Regions from separate parts of the Mus musculus genome. Here region 2 is linked to region 1. Evidence: chromatin loops called from intact Hi-C (ENCODE). Cell type or tissue: heart. All regions are shown on one strand. Links, peaks and the distances in the headings refer to the core of each region. The heading gives the core; the rest is flanking DNA. Region 1 has its middle 93 kb from the start of Ttc32. Region 2 has its middle 35 kb from the start of Ttc32.

What was found. A loop is a pair of places that touch in the nucleus more often than their neighbours do. Peaks named below come from ENCODE experiments on the same cell type or tissue, not always from the same donor. Only the 100,000 strongest peaks of a DNase experiment are listed, where the experiment ranks them.
Region 2: a loop joins it to region 1, with 2.1 times the contacts of the local background. A loop is called at or near these places in 3 of 42 quality-filtered maps.

The regions. Positions count from the first base shown.
Region 1 is chr12:9,117,964-9,127,397 of GRCm38, reverse strand. No RefSeq gene overlaps it. Among named protein-coding and RNA genes, the nearest start is that of Ttc32, 93 kb to the right of the region's middle. In heart, for the core only: no CTCF peak of the experiment used is centred there; no DNase peak of the experiment used is centred there.
Region 2 is chr12:9,059,842-9,069,275 of GRCm38, reverse strand. No RefSeq gene overlaps it. Among named protein-coding and RNA genes, the nearest start is that of Ttc32, 35 kb to the right of the region's middle. In heart, for the core only: no CTCF peak of the experiment used is centred there; a DNase peak (open chromatin) is centred at 5,495.

The DNA of each region.
Region 1 (9,434 bases), core at 396-8,395:
CCTTGCTCTCCCAGGAGGAGGAACCATCTTTCCAACCCCCTGGGGCACATCTGGTTTTCCATGGTCTCCTGTTGTGATCTGCACTTTATCCCCTGGGTGGCTGGTTTGCTCCATCAAGCAAGAATGTCTGGATTCTCTGCATTCTGTGCACAAACTGCAGGGGCTGCCTAGTCCCTTTCCTGACAGCCCAGAGCCAGTGCTCCAGGGAACCCAGAAGCGCATGCATGGGGGGGGGGGGGGGGGGGCAGGACTTGCACAACAGGCAGACACCTCCCCCCCCCCCCAAGCCTGGTGAGACCCAGCTTCAAAGCTGGATGAGCGAGTGACCAAAGGTCACAGCTGAGTGATGCCGGAAAAGCAGGGAGATCGCCCAGGTAAGGTGAAGAGCCCAGAGTGGACGCAAGGAATAGAGGTTGTACTCATCACAAACACAACATGATGTGATTGATGTTAAGGCCACAAGTGAAGTATGATTAGGGTTCACACAAGATCTAAAAGTTGGACACTCTGAGGAAGAACCTTAAATGTACTAGAAGTTGCCAAGACTGAATTACAAGTTCTGGCTGGTCTGTATAGGAAGATCTGCAGTGAAAACCTCCTCTCAGCCACCAGTGGGGAAGTGCCCTGGCCCCTGAGATGCTCTGTGATCTGTGAACAAAGTGTGCTTTCCTCACACAGAACAACTCCTCCTCCTCCTCCTCCTCCTCCTCCTCCTCCTCCTCCTCCTCCTCCTCCTCTGTTATGGCTTCTCTTATGTCTGCAGTGTGGACAGGCCCTAGCAGGAACTGCAAACTCCTGACAAGATCGCCCAAGAATAGAAACCATGCTAGGATCTCAGCGAAGGGGTGGAGGCCCGCCCTGCTCTTGACTTCTTACTTAACAACTGTTGTTTCTTAGGTCAGTTGTTTCTCTCTCTCCTCCTTCTTTCCTCCCCTCCCTTCCCTTCCTTCAAGCTCTTTTCCTTCCCTTTCTCCCTTGGGTCCCTCCCTTCCTTCTTCCTTTTCTTCCTTTCTTTCTAGCACACAGCCAAACATGACCCCTCCTTGACATACCTAACATTCACGAGATACTGAGTATCTGATACACTAGATTTTTCTGGGTAATTGGAGACATGAGGAAACAGTTGATTCCCCATGAACTGAAGGCCTGAGCTTCAGGCTATGCAGTACTGTGCAGACCTCAGAGCATCTTCAGAGGCCTCTTCTCTGGCTTCCCTGCACCCCTTCCTTCTTTCTCTCCCTCCTCCTTCTCCCCATCCTCCCTCTCCTCTTTCTTCTCCACTTTACATTCTTTTATCTCCTTAAGCTTCTCCACAACAGAATCAGGTCCTGTAACATTTATTGACACCAGTGAGACCAAGACTATTTATCACTATGCCCAAGAAAGGACAAAGCATGAACCCGCATTTGCCCATGTTCCTCTACCCAGACCCTTCTGCCACCCAGCCTCAGTCAGCTCATCTAACAAATGGGGCCAAAATGTCTTAAAAGCTACAGATGTGAAGGACTGCTCCAATTTGAAATAGGGGCTTATTTCTATTATGTTTAGTGATTTTCTTCTGTCTGAATGAACAGTCTGAAGCGTCTTCAGGATATTCCCAGCTTGTAAAACCACTCTGCCAAAATACTTGTGGCTTTGCTTAGGGGCACTGCTTCCCTGAGGCAGATAGTTGTCTGCTGTTTGCTGAGCCTCAGCCAGCACCCAGCCCCATCTCATCCAGACAGAGCTGAGGACCATATCTGTTTACCCCATATACTGGCCCCCTGTGTCAGGATAAGAGCCTCACAGGCCTCACCACTCAATGCATAAGCCCCTACATCATGGGCCTCATAAGGAAAATGCACAGTCCTGGACAAGATACAAGAAGTTCAAGCCATTCTGATGATATGAACCTTTACCGTGGCTTACAATAGGCACAGATGTACCCCAGGACACCACAAATGCCACTGGGATCTTGAAAGCACCATATTCTCCCAGTGACCCTTTGCATCTAAGCAGAGGTTCTATCTGATAGTATCTGTGCTGGTGCCTAGAGTTGAGTGGTCCATTCCAGGAAACATATGCCAAAGGTAGCCTGGAGAAGTAGGAACCAGTAAACGATGAAGAGAGAAGAGAGAATCTGGGAGTAGATAGGTTCAGTGTGATCCTGGTGGAATCTAAGCCAGGATGTGGGCAGTAGAAACAGACAATAGATGTGTGATGATTAGAGAATCGATAGAGTAATCGAGGGCAGTCATGGAGAGAAAACAAAATGATCATTCAGCATGTGGCTCATGTGTGTACCTAGGAACACAGCAATTGTATTTTTTAACTTTCTTTTTAAATTTTATTTATTGACTTTATATATCAGTATCAGTACCCCCTCTCCTCCCATTATCCCCTCATGCAGATCCCCCCCCCTCATTCCCTAAGATAAGAAAACATGGCACTGACCAAGAGACATTAAGAGATGCTAAAGAAAACAGCCTTCCCCAGGGCTGGAACACCACAGCTTCCCTAGCAACAGACAGTGTTCTTTCACCAGTTACAGCTACCTAAGCCACATTCTGTCCCCCTCTAGGTCTTTCTTAGAGCTGCCACATGCAAACCACACAAACCTGTCCCTGTGCCTGATATAGTCTGATAGTCCCATGGCGCTGTTGTTTCAACAGTGTGTGAGCTTAGTCAACAGGCTGAGACCAATGAAGTCTCTGTTCTGGACCACAGAGCCCAGCTGCACCTCCATATGAGAGAATCCGTTCTCCCTGGCATCAATCGCGCCTTGATTCTTGATATTCGTTCCTATTGAGGGGGGAAGAGATTGAACTGAGACTCCTCTGATTTGTCCTCAGGCATTTCCCTCCGGATTCCCCTTTGGCTCAACAGACCCTTCCTATCAGGCTTTTCGGCTTCTGAAAAGAAGAAATACTGATAACAAGTCCCAGGGGAAGTCAGAGATAAGAAATGCCCCTGAAGGCCCATTCATCACAGCTCTTTCAGAGCCAAATCAGCCGCAAGCGACCAGTTTGCCTGGGACAGTCATCTTATGCATTGTATGCATGGAGATATGTGTGTGCTTGTGTGTGCTCATGAAAGGGTCACCTGTCTGCATGGGTGTGGAGCTGGAGAAGGCCATCAGGTGCCCTCTACTGCTCTCCTTCTTGGTTCCTTTAGACAATCTCTTACTGAACCTGACGCTAGGCTGGCAGCTAGCAGGCCCCAATGATCCTCCTGTCTCTGTCCCTATACCCCGCTATTAGGATTATAGGTACACATGGCCACACCTAGCTTTTTATATCGGCACTGGGATCTAAACTCAAATTCCTATACTTATACCACAAGTGCTCTTAGCCACTGAGTTATAGATCCAGGAAAAGCTTTAAGTCTCAAACAAACTGGAATAGCTGGTCACCCTAGCTGCAAAATGGTGTTCTGATATTCAGACAGCAAGTAACCCTGAGTTCTGCTGAGAATGCACCAATGGGTACTAATAGACGTACTGGTCTAGAACTATCTAGGTTTCTCCACTGAGTATCGTCCTCCTTGTATACGACACCTGTCCCCAAGTATCTTTGTTTTCAGGCACTGGCCGGAAAGCTAGACATACAGCCTGTGCTCCATAGGGATGACAGAATGCTCTCAAATCCTGTCCTTCAGCTTTGCTGGTCTTTGTTTTCTCATCAGGGAAAAGCATCTGTTTCTAATGGGGCACTGGCAATCAAGAATTCCCAGAACACATTCAGGTTACTGCTCCTCACTCAGAGACAGGCACTCTCAACCATCTTGGTAAATCTTACAGCAATCATGTTGCTTGGTTTGGTTTGGTTTTTGGTCTTTCAAGACAGGGTTTCTCCGAGTAACGCTGGATATCCTGAAACTCACTCTGTAGTCCAGGCTAGCCTCAAACTCTCAAAGATATCCTCCTGCCTCTGCCTCCCAAGTGCTGGAATTAAAGGCATGTGCCCACCACCCAGCATTGTTTGTTTGTTTGTTTGTTTGTTTGTCTGTTTTATGAACTTTCTGAGACAACCTTTCACATCAGCTTTCTTGGAAAATGAGCAGCTAAGCAGCTCTAGGAGCAAAGGGATAATGCACATAAACAATGGACTCCACCAAGGACCAAGTGATAGTGCACATAGATAACTGACTCCACGACAAACAAGAAACCTCTGAAAGAAGAGCAGAAGACATGAGAAGGGAAGGAGACAGCAGCACCAGGAAGGGCAAAGGTGGCCGGGGTGAGACCACACAGCCTGGCCCAAGAAGCCAAAGTGAGTGCTTTGCCTTTTAAATCATCTCTTATTTTGCAATAGTTTTCAATCCACAGAAAGATCTGAAGTAGATGTGGGGAGCTGCCTCAGCGTCTCCTGTTGTTAACATCCTCCCTCCCCCATCCCTACCATATATATGCTTCAGAGAGTTCTGAAACCAACATCTCCTGGTAATCCTAACCAAACTCTAGAACTCCAGATTCTCTTAGGCTCTCACTAGTAATTTTTTTTTTAATCTGTTATCTGTTTCAGCATCCACTCTAGTGTAACCATATAGCATTGAAACCTGTGTCTCCTTAGGTTCCTGTGGCCTGCAATGGTTTGTCAAACTGTCCTTGTTACTCAATGACCTTGACAATGTTAAGAAATCTTAGGCAAGTATCTTATAGAGCATCTCTCCCTCAACTTCATCTTGCCAGGTGTTTTGCTTGTGATCAGACAGGAGTGACCAGTTTTGAAAAGAAAATGCTACATGTCTTCTTGGTCATATCATATCGGGTTTCCCACTGACAACAGGACTGGTTAACTTGGTCACTTTACCAAGGTACCAGTCGCTGCACCATAAAGTAAAGCAGCGTGGTTTAATGTTCACCCAACCTTTTCCAAACCTTCTCAGAGAGAATGCCAGCTGAAGTTTCTGTGTCCATCCAAAGACATTGGCCATGACTATTTGTCTAGAAATGACTATCAATCTAATGTTTGTTAAAAAAAAAAAAAAAAAAATCCCTAATGGTCAAACTGAAAAGTGGGGCAACTTCATTTAAAACTCACAGTGATCCCTGCCCATCATCAACCAGGAAAATGCCAACAGAGAAACCATGTGTCACAGCACAGTATCCTCAAAGAAAGCCTACAGCTGCCAGAGAAAGGGGGCTATTGGACTCACTGCTATGACAATCTGTCTTTTGCTGTGTTGAATAGGGCGGGTGAGTTCCTATAGCTTTTCTGTCATATCCCAACCTCTTCACTCTCCTCTCTTTGTCTTCTGGTTGCCTTCCTCTATTAAAGGACTCACCGTAAACAATTTTTAACCCTTAGCTATGCTTGCTAGAGTTGTCTCTGTTCTCCTTCATTGCAGGGAAAAGAAATCTGGAAGTGTCCCTTCCTGCTCCTAAAGAAATACACAATTTTCTTTAAACACATATGTGTGTTTTTCCAGTCCAAAAGTGGGGACACATTTTCTACTGTGTGGTCTGGGAATGGCAGCATGTTTGACACCAGAATTGTCTAGTTACCACCTCTAACCCTCCAACAGGACAGGGTGCAACAGAAATGGAAGGATATTTTAAGTGTTGCCACACTCCAAAGTTGAAGGGGACCTCAGAACTCATCTGGTCCAACTACCTCATTCTGCAAATGGGAAACTAAAACCTTCTGAGAGACTCATCCAAGGTCACTTAGCAAGTGGATGACCATGGGACAAGAGCCCAGCAGTCTGGACTCCTATTCTGGTAGTCTTTCTACCACCTTGTGGTTGGTCATATTGTGGAGAAATGGGTGCCTTCTACTATGTACCTACTTACAAATATATTATGACAAAAATTTCACCCAGGTACTTTGACAAATAGTGCTGTGAACAGTTCTGATTTTATCAAAATGCAGCTAAGAGTTGACCCAAACTAAATCTAACTCGCAGCCAGCTTCAGATCCAGGCTGAGGCTCCACCTGCTTGCTCAGACTAGACTGAGAGACTCAATCTCGAGCCCAGAAGTCATGAGATAAACCTTGCTCTTGAGGGCTTCTGCTTGATAATATGACAGCTATGGATATTGGAATGCAAATGATGATGTGACTGCAGAGATTTTATAGACCTGGAATGCAGGGGCTGGCAGCCACCAACTGAGCTCCACATCCAGCTGCTCTCAAAGGCTAGAACTGGGCCGGTAGCCCTACCAATAGACTATACTGGGAAACTTGGGAAATGCTTCAAACGTCTGATGTTAAGAGGATCTTCTACCAGTCTACAGAAAATAGCATATCTGCCTGTCTGTCTGCCTGTTTCCTTCTCTACGGGCTTAACCACTAGCCCAGCCTTTCTTCCTTTGTGTCTCTTCCAGCATTTTCCAAGCTATGTTGGAAGTGCAAGACTCTAGAGAAGATCTAGATAATGGTAGGTAGGGTTTGGAAGTTACTCTTGAAGCACACGTTAAGACAATGCTTCTCAGCCTTCTTAAAGCTGCAACACTTTAAAACAGTTTTTCCTGTTGTGGTGATCTCCAACTATAAAAGTATTTCGTTGCTGCCTCATAATTGTAAGTTTGCTACTGTTTTGAATCATAATGATAATATATGATATGCAGGATACTTCATATCTGACCCCCAAAAGGGTTATGATCCACAGATTGAGAACAGCTTTTTTAAGATGTAACAAATACAAGAAAACATATGCACACTAAACACTAAAGGGGTCATTCGCCACACTATGTGACACACGATCACCACACAGGTTAGGAAACCATAATGACATCAATGTCCTCAGTAAATAATTCTAAACATATTCTGTCTTTGTTTGATTCTCTTATCCTTTGGGAAGTTGATCCAAAGTCACATAAGAAGACTACCATTTGGATACTGATGTGAACTTAGAAACTCAACAGAGGTCAACAGACCATACAGCTCAACTCCAGTGTCCAGGTAGTGTCTTCTTGATGCTGAGCCAACAAACCCCTGAGTTGAACCAACAGACCCCTGAATACTTTGTGCTCCCAGTCTCTGCAGAGAACTAAGTTGCATGGTAATAGCAGTTAAGGGTTATCCAATATATTATTCCATTAAAGCCTATATACAAAAAAATTGCCAATGCCCTTCTATGGCCGTTACACATTTTCTATCTGTTTCCACTAATTCTTTCTATGATCTCAGTCCATCCCATTCTTCTACTTTTATATTCCTTTTGCCATCCTCTCCACCCCCATCATCTACTCCTACAGAGCTTTATCAGGCATCACTCTTTGTCCTTCCACCTGAAATGCCCTTCTACCATAAAAATGCCCCCTTCCCGGGTAAACACAGAGCTCATTCATATTCCACATACCCTTAAACGCCTCCCTAAGAGTTCTCTGTCATCTTGTAACCATCTTCTCCATAAAACCCACAAGGAACTTCTTCCATATCTATCTCATGGCTGTGAGACTCCATAAACATCAAGTTGTATTAACATCAGCAATTTATTGAATAGGAACTACGCTCCTGTTTGCAACCATACAGGAAGAGCCAAATCCTCAAGACCCTAGGGATCAAAGACTCTCACTCTCTCTTCACAGCTATAATCCGACTTCATTTGGAGGATCTTAACAAAAAGCATTCCCAAATGTTGATAATGTTCCCTCTCAGCCTGGAAACTTTTTTTTTCCTTCAAACACATCAGCTCCAAAATGCTGGAGTTCTCCCTAAATAAAGAACAAGACAGCCAGATACATTTTTGAGCCAAAAGGTAGGAGCTTACACCAAGTGTTGTGTGAGTCTCCTTAGCACCTGGGTGGGCTCAGAAAAAAAAAATCAGTAAAACTAGATGGGAAAGAAAAGATATTTTAAAGGGGTGTTTTGTTGTTACATAAAAAGCCATATGTAGTGTTTCACAGCTCAAATCAAACACTGGACAGCACCATGGGGTTAGAGATCCTTAGATTCCCTCACTGCTACCATGGCCCAAAGCATCTCTCAAGCTCCAGTTCACACCTGCCAGCAGGTAACACTCACTTAATGGGTGAGATTTGGATGACGTCACCCTCTTTCTACTGCCTAAGGAGGTAGTGAAATTAAAAAACATAATAGCTATACATGAAAAGGAAGTTTTTCCAGGCCACACATGAATAACAGAATCCTGACTTTGTACTCCATGACAAAGGAACAAAGCCAAAAACTGAAAGTCAGGGAAAAACAATACACAGGTAAAGAACAGAGAATTCTCTTTCCTCACCATCTTCTGGTCTTAAGAATGCCTACCAATTCTTAAACCAAGAGTGATGGTGTACACCTTTAATCACACCACTCAGGGGCAGACACAGGCAGATCTATGAGTTCGAGCCCAACCTAGTCTGCAGAGCAAGTTACAGAATAGCCAGAGCTACATAGAGAAACCCTGCATCAGGGGAAAAAAAAAAAAAAAGCCTGTCATTTCTAAAGATATTAATATTAAAAATCACAAGGATATGTTTAGATTTCACACATTCTTTTACAGCAGGAACCCACAACAAGCTAGAAGGCTTCAAGAAAGCTGAAAGATCATTAGCTTTGACAATAGACCTATAAATAGAAGAAGAGGAGATCATGAATATGCTAATGGTTTTCCCTGCTGTGGCCTTGCGGTATTGAGGTTTTAGCCCTAACATGTACATCAATTGGTGCCAAATCTAACCATCTTGCAATCTTCCACGGGAATCCCTGCTTCACATGAAACAAGCAGGATGAATCACAGATGTTAAGGGAGGGGCTGGCATTTCTGCATAAGAAGAGTGCTTCCCTGAAGGGGTTTCATGATTTAGGGTTTGGGATAAGTGCTCTCTCTAAACTGGAGCAATTACCTGGTACTTCAAAGGTTATGAGGACAATGGAGCTTTAAATATTTTCTAAATTAACACATTACACAGAGATAAATCAGCCAGCAGACATGTATTGGATCCATGCAGCATCCTTACTTCCATCGGGGTACAGGCTCCATGTGAACAGGGATCCATCTACTCTACCCTGAAACAACAAACGGCAATGGTGTGGTTGGTATTAATAGGTACTCATCAGATGAGCTCACTGATTAATTCATTCATGAAAAACAGTACCATCTCAAGGGTTTCTTAGCTATTCTGATAACCCATAAAGACATGAACTCCTGGCAGGTACAAAACACAAATAGAAGACAGCCTCATGTGTTGCTGGTATAGTCATCCTACCAGAGCCTGTACAGAGACTATAAACAGTCAAGACACTACCTCATTTGTTCACTCGGCTCTAACACCAGCCTTGTATCAAAGTGGATCGAAATGGCCAGAATGCCACAGATAAAAGCAGGATATCTAACCCACCTGTGCACAATGCTCCATGGGCTCTGATTATGTGTATGGCATAGCTGATGGCTGGGAGATAGGCAACGGAAACACGAGTCTCAGTCATCCTGCTGAGGCTGGAAATCCATCTGTCATAGTTAATATTGTCAACTTGACAGAATCTAGAGTCACCTCAGATGTGAGT
Region 2 (9,434 bases), core at 975-8,974, 59 kb after region 1:
GGGGTCCTTTCTTTGGACCAAGCGATTTTCATCCATTCTCCATCCAAAATTTAAAAAAAACAAAAACAAAAACAAAACAAAACAAAAGCAAACAAACAAACAAAAAACTTAGCTGCAACTCTCCATCCAGGAAAAGTCAAGCTAAAAATACCTGGTCTCCCTTCCCAACCCAGAAATGGAAACTCACTGTCACTGTGAACCCCACAAGGCAAGCTCCACAGCACTGACCCACTGAGGAAACTAGGCTACCCGCAGGGGGCCACCTGAAATTGGCGCCTGCAAGTGAAGCATTCCAGGCTGGGCCTCCCAGGGTGCACACATCTCTGTCCAATCGGTCTCCACACCATTAACAGCGCAGATTTCCCCAGACTGATCCCCCCCCACCCCCAGCAGGCTCATTGGGCAGGAGGAAGGTAGCTTTCCTGAAACAAAGAAAGTTGTTTTGCCGAGGAACCCATCAGAACAAAAGTGGGGCATCTTTCTTCGAAACGGTCTGAGACCTCTGTGCCAGGGTTGGAGAGGGGTACGCGGTAAGGTTGAAGAATGTCGTGGGCACAGAAGGGCATCTAGTTTCATCAGTCCTTGTGTAGCAGAAGCCAGGGGCACCACGCCAATATTGTCAATAAGCAGGATTTGTAAATTTCTGCCCTTTGGCGATGGTCTTCCATTGTATAGGTATCTGTTTTCCTATTTCCCCCAATCAACCCTTCAATTATCTCTACAAATGCCTATTAATCAGCTTCTATGAACTATTCGGACAATGGCCACTGCCTGATGAGCCTAGAACTTAAAGAGAACTACCATGCCTTGCTGGATACCACGGGTCAGGATCTTCTCCTTGCCCAACTTCCATCTTCCCTAGTTATCCATTCCTGGGTGGAAGCTTAGCGATCTCTGCAAAGAGGTTGGAAATCCTTGCTAACGCACCCTCAATGTGGTTTTTGTCATGAGGTCATTGAGGACCAAGGCCCTCCTGGTTCCCATGGTTACCTCTGGTAAGTGGAAAGGTTACCCAAAGGAGATAGGCCCTGTGAAGGCCTGAATCAACTGCACAGCTATCAAGGAAAGTCCCAGGGAATGTAAGCAGCCAAGTAGTCACCAAGCAGAACTCTAAATCGCACAGGAGAAAGAAGCTATTTCCATGAAGACACTCTCCATTCCGCTGCCTTCTTTCTTACATCTTAGGAGCAAACATTCTGTCACCTTCTTGGTTTTATACTGGGTTGTTTGTTTTGTTGTTTTGTTTTGTTTTGAGATCTGGATAAGATCCTCAAAATCCTAACAACGGTTGCTTAGAGGTAAGCTTCCTTAGTGCTTTTTCAGACTGCGCTTGATGGGGGAACACAGAGCCCTCTAAGAAGTACTGTCAGGGTTGACTATGGAGTCAGGTAGGCAGTGTTCTCCCTGACCCACCTGTGATGATTAGTTACTTTCTACTTTCAACTTCCCACAATGTAGACAGAGTCTCAGTGAGACATTGCCTAGATCAGGGTAGCCTCCGTGCAGTGCACGTCCTGGAATGGGAAGTACCTTGATGAAGTTAACTAATGTTGGACAATCCACTGTAAGTGGCACCATTCCCTAGTAAAATATCCTAGACTATATATGAGTTGAGAAACCAAGCTGAGCATCAGTAAGGATGCATGCATTGATTCTCTGCCTTCTGCATGTGACCGTGCCTACGGTACGACTAGCTGCCTCAAGTTCTTGCCATTTTGTGTTTCCCACAGTGATGGACTGTGACCTTGAATCATGAGCCAAACAAACCCTCTCTCCTTCAAGGCGCTTTTGTCGCGGTATTTTATACAGCAACAGGAAATGAAACAAGATATCATCCTCTGTAACTCGGATATGATGGTTTTTGCTTTCTCTTGATCTATTTTATATCATCGTATTTGTCAGTTATTTCTTAGAAACTTGTTCTCTTCTAATGAGAAACAGAAAGGAAGTGGATCCAGAAGGGACAGGTGGTGGGGAAGACCTGGGAGGAATGGGGAGACGAAAGTATAATCAGAATATATTGTATGAGAAGAGAGTCTATTTTCAATAGATTAAATAAATAATCAATAATAACAGGAAAATAAAATTAAAATAAAAAGGGAAATTTGAAGAGTGGTTTTTAAGCTTATCTCTTTGTAGATGCAGTGTTATATGAGAAGTTAGTTCCTCCTGGAACTTCTCTTGCTGTTTCCAGAGAGAAAAGCCAAGGCTAAGGAGACTCAGGGACTCAGAGAAGGGACTCATCAGGAACCCTGCAATGTGTTGATAAGTGAGCTCTAGCTGCTTGACGGGAGTGATTTCCAACAATTTATTCAACCATCAAGACACAGGAAAAAAATGCTGCTCAGGAGGGCTAGGGGTAAAAGATAAAGGGTAGGGCCAAAGTACAGGACAAGCAGCCCCTGACTCTGAACCTACGAAATGCAATGGCATGGGATTCTCCCACAGATGAAACCACACTCAGTCCAGATTTGCCCAAGGTGAGGCCTGAGACCTGGGCAGGTGGCACCTATGCTAGATCATTCCTCGGAAGGATTGATCAAAGTCCTACAAGCAAGCTTGGTAATGTCCCGCTTTCAGAGCCAGTCGTGGAAGTGAGCACAGAGGCAGGTCATGCTCGAGACACTTGCTGGCTCAGGTATGGAATCCTTCAGAGCTCCAGGCAAAGCCCCAGGTGGGGTGAGTCACCACCAGGAGACGTGGTGTCAGCGTCTAGCTAGTACTCAAATAGATGGTGAATAATCTGTTGGAAGCAGCTGAGGGCCGTACATATTCTACAGCTATCAAAAGTGGACTGTACATTGTTTTTAAACTTATTTCATTTTCTCTTTTGCCAGAAAAAAAAAAAAAAAAAAACCACACACACAAATTTTGGACCATGAGAACAACCCTGGTTTCCTGCTCTGCGGCCTTATTTCCCAGGCCCAGGTTTTTATTGGTGTTTTGTCTGCAGCGGGCTTTGGCCATGTAAATATGGACAAAATGAGGTAACTCACAGATTCGCTGGCTGCTCTGAGGCTAATGGGTGATGAGTCTGCTTGTCAGCAAAGAGACAGACAAGCAGGCACTCCAAGCAAGTAACTCACAGTCCCAGAGGCTTGAGGTCAGAGGGCAGTGCTTCAGAAACTGGGCAAAACAGAACAATATCTTCCCTTGCTATTGGAGGGAGGGACAATACCTTTGCTATTGTCTCATAGGTACTTCAGTACTTCACACTGAGTATCACGGTCTTGTGAGCGACAGTGATTTTACTGTTTCTGAATCAACCACATGATCTAGAATAGGAGAAATGGATGAAGGTGAACATCCCCTAATTTTTCTCTAGCTCCTTCCTGGCCATCTCTACAGAAGAGAGAGACAACACAGTAGGAATAGAGGGCAGAGTGAGGGGATATTCTGGATGCCTAAGGGCTGAGGTAGAGTCAACTCATAAAAACAAATGTAACATTGCTCACAACAAAGCGGCATGCATCAAATCCACACTAATCATGCTTACTTCGACCCTTACCAAACTCAAAGGCAGCCATCATTGCACACCCTCATTGACTAAACTCTGCCTTTGTCTGTACCAACCTATGGCTACACTCCTCAGCAGATCCCCAACCCACCTAGTTCATTGGCTTTAGGCAGGTACAGGAGATTAAGAAGAGCTTTCACTGTCAGAAGGGCCATTTGGGGCCTGGCTAAGGCTTTGCCTTCAGGGGCTCATCAGGAAACCAGTCAATACTCAAAAGTCACATCTCTCCCTAGCTGAAAGCAGTAAGCATGCCCTGTCTCCTCTCTGTTTATTTACCTGTGAATATCTGAGGTCCACACCGTAGACTTTCCAAGCTCACCAATATCTGCTGCTTCTCTTCTTCTGGTCCCAACTGTGGGCAACTAGTGGAAATGATATGTGTCATTTCCAACTTGTAGCATTAAATGACATATATATGAGCACTCTAATGATCAACACTGAGTGGAGAGCTTGTATGGAGAAAGGGAGAGAAACAGATAGCAGGGCCTGGAGCTGTCAGTGAAGCTTTGCCAAGAGTACAGAATCTGGATGCCGAATCCATCTTGTCTCCTCTCAGCCAGCAGCTACTTTGCCATCATAAGATTCACCCTGCTGACCCCTCCTCATCTGCCCTCACTCAGATCAGCTACAAAACTGCAGGTACCCCATGAAATGGGAAAGTGTGTGTCTGCAATTTTAGAAACTCATTGAGAATTCCAAAATAGTGTTGAGATGGTTCAAAGGGACATACTCAACAAACCGCGAGCACAGGAGGGGCCAGCACAATGCAAGGGTTCTCCCACTCACTCCATTACCTCAGTGCTCCAGGGAAACAGGGGGTTCTAGGACTTTTCTCAAGGTTGTACAGCTAGTAACACGGGCTTCTCTCGCGTCTGGTACCTCATGCCATGCTGTGGGACAGTAGACATCCTGACCCCTTAGGTTCAGTCATCTGGTTGCATATGAAATCCAGACATGAGTCTCAGACCCAGCATCCCAAATACCGTCAGTAAAATGTGTGAGAAGATGGGCTATCCCTATACACTGCTGCTGACTGCGTGTATCTGCCAATATTTGTCCGCAGTATATTGGGGTTGAGAAGTGTGATCTTCATGGCTAAGTCAGGAGGGCAGAGAGCACTGTCCCAAGAGAAGGTTTATGATCTCTAAGGTAGATTTTGATGAAAGGAAGATTTGGGTTCTCCCTCCCTCCCTTCCTCCCTTCCTCCCTCTCACCACACGAGGTCTTCTCCATTTAATGATTCAACAAAATGTCCCAAACATGGCTCTTGACCTTGAACTTCCAGTCTCCAAACCAGAAGCTAACAAAGCCCTGTTGTTCGTTCCCCAGTCTGTGCTGTTCTGCTACAGCAGGCAAGAATATACACCACACTGAGGAAAGAGGCCGTGAGAGCTGAGAGCTCAAGGGGCCCCCGTGCAATTCCAGGCACCTCAGAGGAAGTACCAGGGCATCATTAATACCAGGGTGGGTCAGTGCTATAAAGGAGGCTGCAGGTAATTCATACACTGCAGAGGTTGCTGATGGCCCAGATACAGTGTGTGTGGAGAAGGCCCTATCCCTACAGCCACAGGGCCTCCAGGAGACAGAGATGACTCTTCAAAACCAGGATCTAATTCTGACTCCTCTTGACCTTGGAGGACAGCAACAGGCAGTGAGGAAAGAGACCTGGTCTCATCTCCAGCTCTCACAAACTAGGAGATCCTCAGAGGCAATGTTTTCTCAGAGCCTTGTGCTTCCCTAATAAAGTCCAAAGCAGGCCCTAAAATCATGTCTTTGCTTCAAAGACAGGGCATGTTAGTTAGCCTCAGTGTACTGAATTCTAAGTCCTCATGGGGACAGAGGAAGACAGGATGTTAGAGTTTCCTTTCTTCCTAAGATTCTGGAGCGGGACTCCCTGCCCAGGTCCCAGTCACAGCGAGCACCCCCACAGCTGGGTGTAATCTCACATAGTCTGGGTTGCTCCAGACCAGAACTTGGCCTTGAAACAGCTAGCAGCCCGCTGTCCAGCTGGCAATGGTGGGGTCTTGAACAAAAAGCTATGTGTAAACTGTCAATAAAAATCCCTCTCTTGAATTCTCCACCCAGCTCTAACGAACCCCACCGAGCCATTTATAAAGCCCAAGTGGGGAAGATCTCATCCGTCCCCCCTGAGCCTCTACCACCTCCTGCCTGCCTAAGCAGAGCTTAGCCCTTGTGTGTCTTTCAAATGCTATCCCAGACAGGCAGGTTCTCCCCTGCAAAGCCTGGGTCCAAACCTCAGGTAGAGGGCTTGGGCAGAGACACAGAACCTCCAATACCATGTGCCTTCAGTCACCCTCCCCAGCAGGGAGAACAGACCTGAATGTAGCAGCCTTTCATAAATTCTTTTCTCAATGTGTGTGTGTGTGTGTGTGTGTGTATGCGTGTGTGTGTGTGTGTGTGTGTATGTGCGTGTGTGTGTGTGTGTGTGTGTGTGTGTTGAGATGCAGTTGTGTGCATCTGTCAACTTCTAGTGTTATTCCTTGGATGTCACCTACCTTATTTTTCTGAGACAGAGTCCCTTGTTTTCTGAGGCAGGGTCTGGGGAGGTCTAGAACCTGGGGCTTGCTGATTAGGCTAAGCTGCCTAGCCAGTGAGCCCCACCTCTTTCCCCCTTCAGCACTGGAATTACAAACACACGCTGCCATGCCCGGTTCTTTCATTTATTTTTTTAACATGGACTCTGATGCTCCAACTCAGGTCCTCACACTTACCTGACAAATACTTCGCCTACTGAGCTAGCACTCCAGGTTCTTAGAACCCAGGTGATGGCTATATAGAGTTTAAGACATCCAACAGCAACAGGGAGCTACATAAAGAAAATGGCTGATGTTCCAACATGGGATTCTAATCATTGCATTTTAGACAAGACAAGAAAGCTGCAGAAAGAGAGGTCAGGTGCTGGTCTGAGGTCACTCAACTTGTCTGCACTCTGTGCCCTAGCAATGAAAGGAACACAGTGTCCCTCCTCAAGTCCCAAGTCCTACACAAATTCTGACGCCATGCTTTCACCCCAAAATAAAGCAAAGACAGAGACAGCTCCAGCTTTCCCTGTATACCAGAGTCCAGCATCCAACGCTATTTCTACCAAAAGACTCAAACCCCCAGGTCTACATGATGAGAATAACTTTCCCAGGGTGTCAGTTTCCCTGAGCTCCCCAGTAAGACAGACTAGGAACTGTGCTGTTCACCACAGAGCCCCTTAAACCACAGAGGCCAGGCATGGGCATCCTGACCAAGGTGAAGGTGAGTTTGCAGGTGACCTTCAAATGCCCTCCCTGCAATGGTGTGAATAGGGCTAGAAGGATAGGCTGGAACACCAAACACTCATCCTGACCCATGGGAGGTGATGAGGACCCTGCGCTTACACTGGCGTAAGATGAAGACAAAGCAGATGGTGAAACGACTGCCTGAGTCGGGGAGGAAATAATAATAGGAACAAGTATCTTGTGTGTGGACAAGATCAAATCAGGGCACTGTGGGCCCCTGGGGGAAACAACCAGTAGACTGAGAAGGGGGTCCCTGGAGATCACGGGATGGGGACCCTCCAGGCTAGAGGTGCAGGAGCTATCCTGTCTCAATATGGTGGCAGTGTGCTAGAGACTCACATTCTAAAATGGTCTCTCTCCTTATCCTCACTGAGAGCTATGTGATCCAAGCCCTAGTATAGTACAACCACCAAGAACACCAGGGCATTAACATATTCTAAATCTCTTATTTGTGTGTGTGTGTGTGTGTGTGTGTGTGTGTGTGTGTGTGTTCTCAAGTATACCATAGCACCTGCGGAGGTCTTAAGACAACTTGTACAGGTAGGTTCTTTCCATACATCATGTGGATTCCTGATCATCAGACTTGACAGCAAGCATCTTAACCCACTGAGCCATCTTGCTGGCCTGAGCACTGAATTTTAAGACAGCTCAGCCCAGAACATGTTATGATCTTAAACAGAATTACACAGAGAAGAGAAAAAATGGGTGTGACTCTGTGATGCTAAAACCCTTTGTATCCCAAGGCAGGAAGTGGCTCGATGGCCTCATCTCATCGCCAGGACGCTTCCTTCCTTATCTCCACAATCCCTCCATGCTATCGTCTTCCCTGACAGCAGTGCATTCTTTAGCTGAAATTTTCATTTCTTTAAAAAGTTGGTTTTGCCGCAGATTCTCTCTCTCTCTTTTTTAACCTTGGGTTACTCTTGCTACATGACTCAACTCTAGTGGTTTTGAGACTCAGCTGCACAGTGCAATCCTGGCGATGCTAGAACCTGCTCTATAGACCAGACCAGCCTTGAACTTACAGAGAGCCACCTGCCTCTGTCTCCCAGGTGCTGGTAGTATAGGCCGGCACTGCTATGACCCACTTCAAGAAGGTTTTCTGTAATATGTAACTGATGGTGTCCACTTACACCCCCATAAACACTCATTCATACATTCATTCGACAAATTTAATTAAGCGTCACGTACATACCAGGTGCTGGGGTGGAACATGAAACGAAGGCATTCCTGCCTCATGAACCCTGAGTTGGTTATTGTTTGTAATAATATTATAAGATAAGTAGTGAAAGTGAAAATAAACAAAGCAGGAGAGAGACTGGGGAGCAGGTGGGGTACCTGATTCGAGTGTCAAAGGGATTTCATTCAACTGAATAAAGACCTAGGAGCAGAAACTAGGAAGCCATGCAGATGTCTGGGCAAAGAGCAAGGGAAGCAGAAGCAGCAGGAAGCAGGAAGTCCTTGAAGGAGCAAAGGCAGGACACAAATGCAACAGGCTTCAAGTCCGACACTGTTCCATGGAGTCCAGCGGCATCCACAGCTGGCCACTCACAGCGACCCAGAAATGCAGAGGGACTGGACTGAACTTTCCTCTAAGGTTCCTACTACGTTATTGTCCTCAACACTGACAACATACTTCACAGGAAAGACAGCTCTACCATCATCCTAGAGACAAATGCAGCTATCCCCGGACCACGTCCCTCCCTGTCTTTCTTGTCCTCCTCTGACTCCACTCCGGATTGTCTACATCAATCAGTCTCCATCTTTCACTAAATCATGATGTGCAGCTCCCCACATAAGGGAGGGAGAGAAGGCGCACCTCCCGTCCGTTCACACACAACTCGAGTTGCCTTCACCCAGACGAATGACCTCCATGTTGGGCAGTGGGTGTACGGAGCCGCCCTCCCCTTCCCTTTGTAATTCACGTCACCTCCAATACTAAAAATATGCATCACACAAAATTGTTCCCTTTTTGCAAGATGTTCAGAGAAAAATCTGTATTTAATTTATGGGCAATTTATAATGGAAATAGACCATATAAAATGTATACAAATGTGTAGGGCTGTATATAGGGTTTGGAACGAGGCAGTTTAAGTTAGCAATAATTAACATGAAGGGGCTCGTCCTTGCTGCCAGGTAGACTTAGACTGCCTAGACTTTAACTAAACTTAAACCAGAAAGGGATCAGGGCCCAAGGTCCAAGCATTTTTTCAGTTCTGCAGAGGACATCAGGACACGTAGCTGACGACAATCCATCTTACCAAGACTGCCAAAGCCGTAAGTTTAGACCATGCCTTCATTGCGTTACTTGGACAGAGGATAATGAAACCATTCCCAGTGCCCCAAACCCACCCTAGGCCACAGGGTTTTCAAAGCTGTCATGGACACACAGGACACCTGTCTGTCCCCACCCGTGGCTCCTGGGACCTCCCAAGCCATTTCGCCGATGTTCTAGGGACAGGGACTGCCCTGCTTGAGCGGAATAAGAGTTACAGAAAACCTCAGAGCTGCCAGGAGCTATTTCCAGGGGACTTTGATCAACCAATGCTGTAATCTCTGAAGGGAAACATACTTCATTTAGAAAATATTCTCTGGTGTCATTCCCAAGGAGAAGGCACACTTGTTTTCTG